Linked DNA regions of Homo sapiens: region 1 is linked to region 2. Evidence: chromatin contacts called from ENCODE Hi-C or POLR2A ChIA-PET data. All regions are on one chromosome and are shown on one strand. The core of a region is the stretch at or near the end of the contact, and the rest is flanking DNA. Distances in the headings are between cores, read along the strand shown.

Region 1 (3,795 bases), core at 1,146-3,645, 1.5 Mb before region 2:
ATCCCTTCACTCACCAGAGAAGGTGGCTACCATGTCAACTGGGAGTTGGGAGGTTTTGGTTCTGCTACAAAGGTCCTGTTCTGCTACAAAGATTGTAGGAGTAAGTCACCTTGCCTCTGGGCTCCAGGCTCCATCTTTTTTTTTTTTCTTTTTTTTTGAGACAGAGTCTCATTCTGTTGCCCAGGCTGGGGTGCAGTGGCCCATTCTCAGCTGACTGCAACCTCAGCCTCCCAAGTAGCTTGAATTACAGGCGCACGCCATCACGCCCGGCTAATTTTGTATTTTCAGTAGAGACGGGGTTTCTCCATGTTGGTCAGGCTGGTCTCGAACTCCCGACCTCAGGTGATCCGCCCGCCTTGGCGGATCCCAAAGTGCTGGGATTACAGGCGTGAGCCACTGCACCTGGCCCTGACTACATCTCTCTTTTTTTTTTTTTTTTCTGAGACAGAGTCTCACTGTGTCGCCCAGGCTGGAGTGCAGTGGCGCGATCTCGGCTCAGTGCAAGCTCCGCCTCCCGGGTTCAGGCCATTCTCCTGCCTCAGCCTCCCGAGTAGCTGGGACAACAGGTGCCCGCCACCATCCCCGGCTAATTTTTTGTATTTTTAGTAGAGACGGGGTCTCACCGTGTTAGCCAGGATGGTCTCCATCTCCTGACCTCGTGATCCGCCCCCCTCGGCCTCCGAAAGTGCTGGGATTACAGGCGTGAGCCACTGTGCCAGGCCTTTTTTTTTTTTTTTTTTTTGAGACCGAGTACGGTGGCGCGATCTCAGCTCACTGCAACCTCTGCCACCCAGGTTCAAGCGATTCTCCTGCCTCAGCCTCCCAAGTAGCTGGGATTACAGGTGCGTGCCACCGTGCTCAGGTAATTTTGGTACTTTTAGGTAGAGATGGGGTTTCACCATGTTGGCCAGGCTGGTCTCAAACTCCTGGCCTCAAATGATCCGCCCGCCTCGGCTTCCCCAAAATGCTGGGATTACAGGCGTGAGCCACGGCGCCAGGCCCTTGGCTCCCCATCTTTTAATGGAAATAACATCCCCTACCCCACTGGACTGTTTTGGAACCAAGTAAGAGAAATGTTGTAGGAGAGCTTTGTAACTACCTGGACTAAGTGTGCCTTAACTCAGTGGAGCCGGGGGCTACAGCAACACAAAGGAAAGAGAAGCAGAGGCCAGAGTTAGTGAGCAGGTCACCCGGACCAGTCCGACTGGCCTGCAGACGAGATAATAGCGGGTTCTCTTGCCTGGTACAGTTTTATCTTCTGCTCATGAGGGAAGTGCAGAGTCGATACAAACAGGTGGACAAAGTTACTCTTCAGACCTTTTGGGTGAAGATTTTCAGCCACAATTTGACTGACAAAATTCTTGCCTGTGCCAGCCCAGCCGTGTAAGGAAAGGGTCAGTGGTTTCTTGGGATTTTTGTTGTTCCTGAAGCCAGTCAGCGCCTTGAAAATCACTTCCGTGGCTAGATGCTGTCCAAACAGCTTCTCCTCCAAATCCAGCTTGAGAGCTGCAAGAACAGCCCCAGAACAAAGAGAGAAACAGACCTTAAAAATGCATCAGCAACGCAGCACTTTCTTAGCTGGCCAAAGCAAGAAGCACAGATTATCCAGGGACACAGCAGGGTGTCTGCCACACCCTAGGGCCGAGGCAGTCAAACGATGCCACTTTCAAGATTATGTGGAGGTCCTTAACGCTTCGGGGTCTGATAAGGAAGCTAAATGTTCATTCATTCAGAGATGAACCATCGCTTGACTGAGCGCTTGCTAATCCCAGCCACCCTTGCTGACCTGCAGGAAAACCAGGGGCCAAATGTGGGCTTTCTGGGCGACGCAGCACGTCTGAAAACTACTTAATAGGGTTGGCAGGGCGCAGAAGGGCCGCCCGCCTACTTTCCGTTTCTTCCACCTGTGATCCCAAGGAACGGGAGCTTTAGAAAGGCGCTGGGGCAGCCCCACGATCTGGAGACTGTTTGCGAAGGCACCGCTTCTGCGTTCCCGCGAACGGTTCCGGGGCCGCCCCATCCGCTCCCCGCCCACCCCAGCTGGGACCACCGCCGTCTAGATGCCACGGGCCCGGTCCGTGCCAGGCGCCCACGAGGCCGTCCCTCCGCGCCCCCGCGCCCCCGCGCCCCCCGCAGCGCCGACCCACAGCTCGCGCGCGCGCCGTACCCGAAGCGTTGAGCGGCCGCTCCTCGCGGCAGCACTCGGCGAAGCGGCAGTAGATGTCATTGTAGGACAGGTAGCCGGTGATGGCCGACGCGGCCCCGATGGCTAGGCCCACGGTGATGGGCTCGAACGCCGCCACCACTCGGGCCGCCAGCAGCAGCGCCAGCGCCGCCGCGCCCCGGAGCCACCCAGCCCGCAACATCCCGCTCCTCGAAGCCCGCAGAAGCCACTGAGCCAGGCGCCCCGCGGCCAAGCGGCAGGACGGACTTCCTCTCGTGCGTCACTTCCGCCCCGCAGACCCGCCCACTCCCTTGGGGGCGGCCATGTTGGTGAGGGGCGGAGAGGAGGGCGGTGCCATCGTTCTTGGGAGTGGTCCGAAGGTGTAGGAGACTGTTTTGTTTCCCTTTTCTTTTAAAAAAATTTTTTCGGGCCGGGCGCGGTGGCTCACGCCTGTAATCCCAGGACTTTGGGAGGCCGAGCCGAGATCACGCCATTGCACTCCAGCCTGGGCAACAAGAGTGAAAAAATATCTAAAAAAAAAAAAAAAAATTTTTTTTTTTTGGCCGGGCGCCGTGGCTCACGCCTGTAATCCCAGCACTTTGGGAAGCTGAAGCGGGCGGATCACCTGATGTCAGGAGTTCGAGACCAGCCTGCTCAACGTGGCGAAACCCCGTCTCTACTAAAAATACAAAAAATTAGATGGGTGTGGTGGCGGGCGCCTGTAATCCCAGCTACTCGGGAGGTTGAGGCAGGAGAATCTCTTGAACCCAGGAGGCGGAGGTTGCAGTTAGCCGAGATCGTGCCACTGCACTCCAGCCTGGGCGACAAGAGCGAAACTGTCTCAAAAAAAAAAAAAAAGGCTGGCCGGGCGCGGCGGCTCACGCCTGTAATCCCAGCACTTTGGGAGGCCGAGGCAGGCGGATCACGAGGTCAGGAGATCAAGACCATCCTGGCTAACACAGTGAAATCCCATCACTACGAAAAATAGAAAAAATCAGCCGGGCATGGTGGCGGGCGCCTGTAGTCCCAGCTACTCGGGAGGCTGAGGCAGGAGAATGGCGTGAACCTGGGAGGCGGAGCTTGCAGTGAGCCGAGATCGTGCCACTGCACTCCAGCCTGGACGACAGAGCGAGACTCCGTCTCAAAAAAAACAAAAAAAAGCCAAAAAAAATTTTTTTAAACTTTCTTATATTTTTTTCTTATCTGATATGTATATTGGGGACAGGGTCTGGCTCTGTCGCCCCGGCTGGAGCGCAGTGGCAGGATCTCGGCTCGCTGCAAACTCTTCCTCCCAGGTTCAAGCGATTCTCCCATCTCAGCTGCTGGAGTAGCTGGGATTATAGGTGCCCGCCAACACGCCCAGCCAACTTTTGTGTTTTTAGTAGAGACGGGGTTTCGCCATGTGGCCCAAGCTGGTCTCGAACTCCTGACCTCAAGCGATCTACCTGCCTCCGTCTTCCAAAGCCTGGGGTTACAGGAGTGGGCTTATGGCTGGATTTGTTTTCTTCAGAGCTTCTCGGAGCCCTCAAGCTTTGCTTTGTTATCCCTCCCTTCACTTCGCCGGAGGTATAATGTGCGTTTCTTGGGTCGGCCCACCCGCCTGCCTTCTTCCTGAAACAGTTGCGAACTCT
Region 2 (3,585 bases), core at 934-3,433:
AAATCATTTGAACAAAAAAAAAAATGGCACTCTGATTAAACTGCATTACAGCCTGCAGGACACCTTGGGCCAGCCTGGTTTTACTCTAGATTTCACTGTCGTCCCACCCCACTTCTTCCTTCACCAACAAGCAAGTTCTTTCCTTCCCTGCCAGCCAGATAGACAGATGGGAGAGGCAGGCGCAGCCTTCGTTGTCAGTAGTTCTTTGATGTGAAAGGGGCAGCATAGTCATTTAAACTTGATCCAACCTCTTTGCATCTTACAAAGTTAAACAGCTAAAAGAAGTAAAATAAGAAGGCAATACTTGTGGAATGTACAATGCATATTGGCGGTGCACGCCTCATTACGATTCGCTTGCTTGCTTCTCCTGTTCAATCGTTTCTTTGGAAGGCAGTGGATTTTTCTCTTGCATCTCTGTCTTCTTCAGTTTCGACTTATCGAATTTCTCAATCTCAGCCATATCGGGTTTGTCAGACATGGTTGCGGAGGAAAAGCGGAGCGAGGCATGCGAGAACGAGCGAAGTCTGGTCTGCGCAGTGGCCACCACCGAGTTGTCCTGAGACGTGTTCTAAGAGGCTTTTCTAGCCAAAACATGACAGTTCACTCTTCTGACATCCAGGGTCCCTAAAACCGGATGGCCTGGGGGTGGGTACTGACTTAAGAGCCTCTGGCTCGCTGGCAGTGGTGGCTCACACCTGTAATCCCAGCACTTTGGGAGGCCGAGGCAGGCGGATCATGACGTCAGGAGTTCGAGACCACCCTGACCAAGATGGTGAAACCCTGTCTCTACTAAAAATACAAAAATTAGCCAGGCATGGTGGCACACACCTGTAACCCCAGCTACTCAGGAGGCTGAGGCAGAAGAATTGCTTGAACCCGGGAGGCGGAGGTTCCATTGAGCCGAGATTGTGCCACTGCACTCCAGCCTGGGAGACAGAGCGAGACTCCGTCTCAAAAAAAGAAAAAAAAAGTCTCTGGCTCGACTCCCCACCCAGAACCCAGGGAGGTTCTGTGGATGACCAGGCCAAGTCAAAGGGGCAGCTCCCTGGAAAAGGAGCCCTGCTTGGTCCCTGCCCATAGACTCAGGTATCGCAGTGCGTCTGTTGGTCTATAGAGGGCGACCCAGAAAACGAGTTAGAGCCTGGAAGTGCTTGAAAGGTGACCGCCCAGGGGGCAAAGCTGATTGAGGGAGGCGAGGAGGACCTTGAAGACACCACCACCCATCACACAGACACACACAGCCACTCGGATGAATCTTTGGGGTCTAGGGCTTAGGGGAAGGCGAATGACTTGACTGTGCTTCAGGGGCTGGGTTGAGCTAGGACTCTTGGGTTCTATTCCTGGAGCTTTGAGGACTCGATCAAGGGGACATCTGATGGGACTGTTTTTCTCCGAGTTTTCCTGTTCTTGGGAGTAGATGAAGGTCACAAATGTGAAATGGCCTGAGAGCCTCCAAGCCAGGAAAAGGGAATGGTCTGGACCACAAGAAGCCCTGGGAGACCATCTCCCCCTCCCCCTCGCGAAAAGCAAAAGCCGGGGGCGGGGGAACTGAACCAGAGTCCTCAACCCCAACGCCAGGGTCCAGGGTCCTCAGATCTCTGGCCTCCCATAGCCCGCCATAGCAGAGGGGCAGGAACCTGTCCTGGAAGGCTGGGGCAAGAAGAGGCCAGAAGAGGGTGACTAGTTCCCTCGGGCCCCTGTCCCGGGTCACGCGTGCCGCCCTCGCCCCTAGACAGCAAGGTAACAGTGCGTCTGTCGGGGAAATAGCGCCGCAGGGCGCGCCCCCCACCTGGGGTCCGCACCGCCACCTCGCCCGACTCGGCCTGGCACATGTCCCCACCCGGGAACCCACCAGCCCGGTCTATGCTCACCCGGCGTCGGCTCCGCCGCGCGGCGCCCCGTCCAGATGCGGCCCGGTTGCAGCAGCGTAGACAGCGTGAGGGGCATTAGCCGCCCCTGGACGCACGGAGCCGGGTCTCAGCAGGGTTTAGCCGGCTCTGCGCCCTGCATGGCCCGGCCGCCCCGCCAGCCCCGCCCGCCGCCCGGCCCCGCCCGCCGCGCTCCTACCCCGCCCGCCTCCCGCACCCCAAACCTGCTGTGCCAGGCCGCAGCACCGCCTGCCGCACCTTCCCCGAAGCCGGCAAGCCACAGAGCCGGCGGCGCAGCGCAGCCCCAGCGCGCCTGACGCCGCTCGGCCCCAGCCCGCCCTGCTCGCGCAACGGCTTCGGGCGGCGCCGCCGCGCGGCACGCTGGGAGTTGTAGTCCACGCCGCGCGGCCCCACCCAGCCGAGGAGACCCCCGAGTCCGCGAGGAGACAGGCGGGCTTCACCCCGGCCCTTCCTCCCTGCCGACCCCGGCCCTTGCCCCCTGCTGTCCCCAGCGCCCGGATGTAGGAAGAGCACCCCAGTCCACACCACAGCCGAAAACCCGGAGCACGCTCTCGGGCCCCGGCCGAGTTCAGCAAACACCCAGCACCACACCTAGAAGCTCGCTAAGAGGGCGGTTTCAGGCAGAGGTGAGCGGGGCGGCCGGGTTCCGCAGCCGGCTCTGTGGCGCAATGGATAGCGCATTGGACTTCTAGCTGAGCCTAGTGTGGTCATTCAAAGGTTGTGGGTTCGAGTCCCACCAGAGTCGAATTTTGATGGCTCCTACTCCCTGACTTTCACCTGCGTGTTTTAAGGACTCCAGGACCTATCTAACAAATAAGGTTCAGAACGAAAATCATAAGTCACACCCAACTTTGCTGCGACACAGCCATAAACCTGGTGTCTAGGTGACTACGAGAAATCCTTTCTCGTACCATGGTGTCTTGTGAGCAGCCTGGCACACCTGTTGGCACAAAGGACACGGATTTGGAGGCCCTTAGTTAACTTCACCATCTATGATCTCTGGTCCCTGCAACAAATCAGTTAACCTATATTTGTCATGCCACCCTTATTTGTCATGCCACCTCCAGAGCCATAGGCGAGTGGCCAGATTCTCGGCCCTGTTGGGACTCTTGGCCTCTGAAAAATTGGTTTCTTGTTAAGTAACCATGTTGGGCATCCACAGTTGCCACTTGTCCTTAAACATTAATAGATCCCTGGGAGGCTGAGGCAGGAGAATTGCTTGAACCTGGGAGGCGGAAGTCGCAGTAAGCCGAGGTTGCGCCACTGCACTCCAGCCTGGGCGACAGAGCAAGTCTCCATCTCAAAAAAAAAAAAAAAAAAAAAAAAAAAAAAGATTCTGGGACTGGCGTGGTGGCTCAAGCTTGTAATCCCAGCACTTTTGGAGGCTGAGGCAGGAGGATCACTTCAGCCAGGAGTTCAAGACCAGCCTGGGCAACATAGTGAGACTCTGCCTCTACAGGAAAAAAAAAAAAATTAGCCAGGTAGCTCTTGCTTGTACTCCCAGCTACTCAGGAAGATGAGGTGGGAGGATTGCTTGAGCTCTGGAACTTGGGGCTGCAGTGAGCTGTGATTGCACCACTAAACTCCACCCTGGGCAACAAAGTAAGACCGTGTCTCAAAAAATAAAAATAAGCTGGGCACAGTGGCTCATGCCTGTAATCCCAGCACTTTGGGAGGTTGAGGTGGGCAGATCACA

Evidence for each region. Hi-C counts contacts between places; a loop is a spot of excess contacts on that map. ChIA-PET counts read pairs that join two places held with the same protein, here RNA polymerase II (POLR2A). Pooled maps may share reads with other maps.
Region 1: a pooled map shows a loop between it and region 2 (11-fold over the local background). The contact joins the promoter of TOR1B here to the promoter of SLC27A4 in region 2. A Hi-C loop is called at or near these places in 1 of 168 maps with a recorded cell type or tissue (K562) and 3 of 50 pooled maps. POLR2A ChIA-PET finds 5 or more read pairs at or near these places in 2 of 52 experiments (B cell and naive thymus-derived CD8-positive, alpha-beta T cell).

Annotation. Positions count from the first base shown.
Region 1 is chr9:129,801,784-129,805,578 of GRCh38, reverse strand. TOR1B (torsin family 1 member B) reads right to left here and starts at 2,395. Exons shown (of 5, transcript NM_014506.3): 1 at 2,168-2,395; 2 at 1,241-1,506. The coding sequence starts at 2,366. RefSeq lists silencers at 2,006-2,125, 2,186-2,315.
Region 2 is chr9:128,339,125-128,342,709 of GRCh38, reverse strand. SLC27A4 (solute carrier family 27 member 4) reads right to left here and starts at 2,183. Exons shown (of 13, transcript NM_005094.4): 1 at 1,872-2,183. It overlaps TRR-TCT3-1 (tRNA-Arg (anticodon TCT) 3-1), which reads left to right and starts at 2,544; the gene lies at 2,544-2,634. It also overlaps the pseudogene TMSB4XP4. RefSeq lists an enhancer at 841-1,020 and silencers at 1,657-2,056, 2,127-2,536, 2,165-2,806.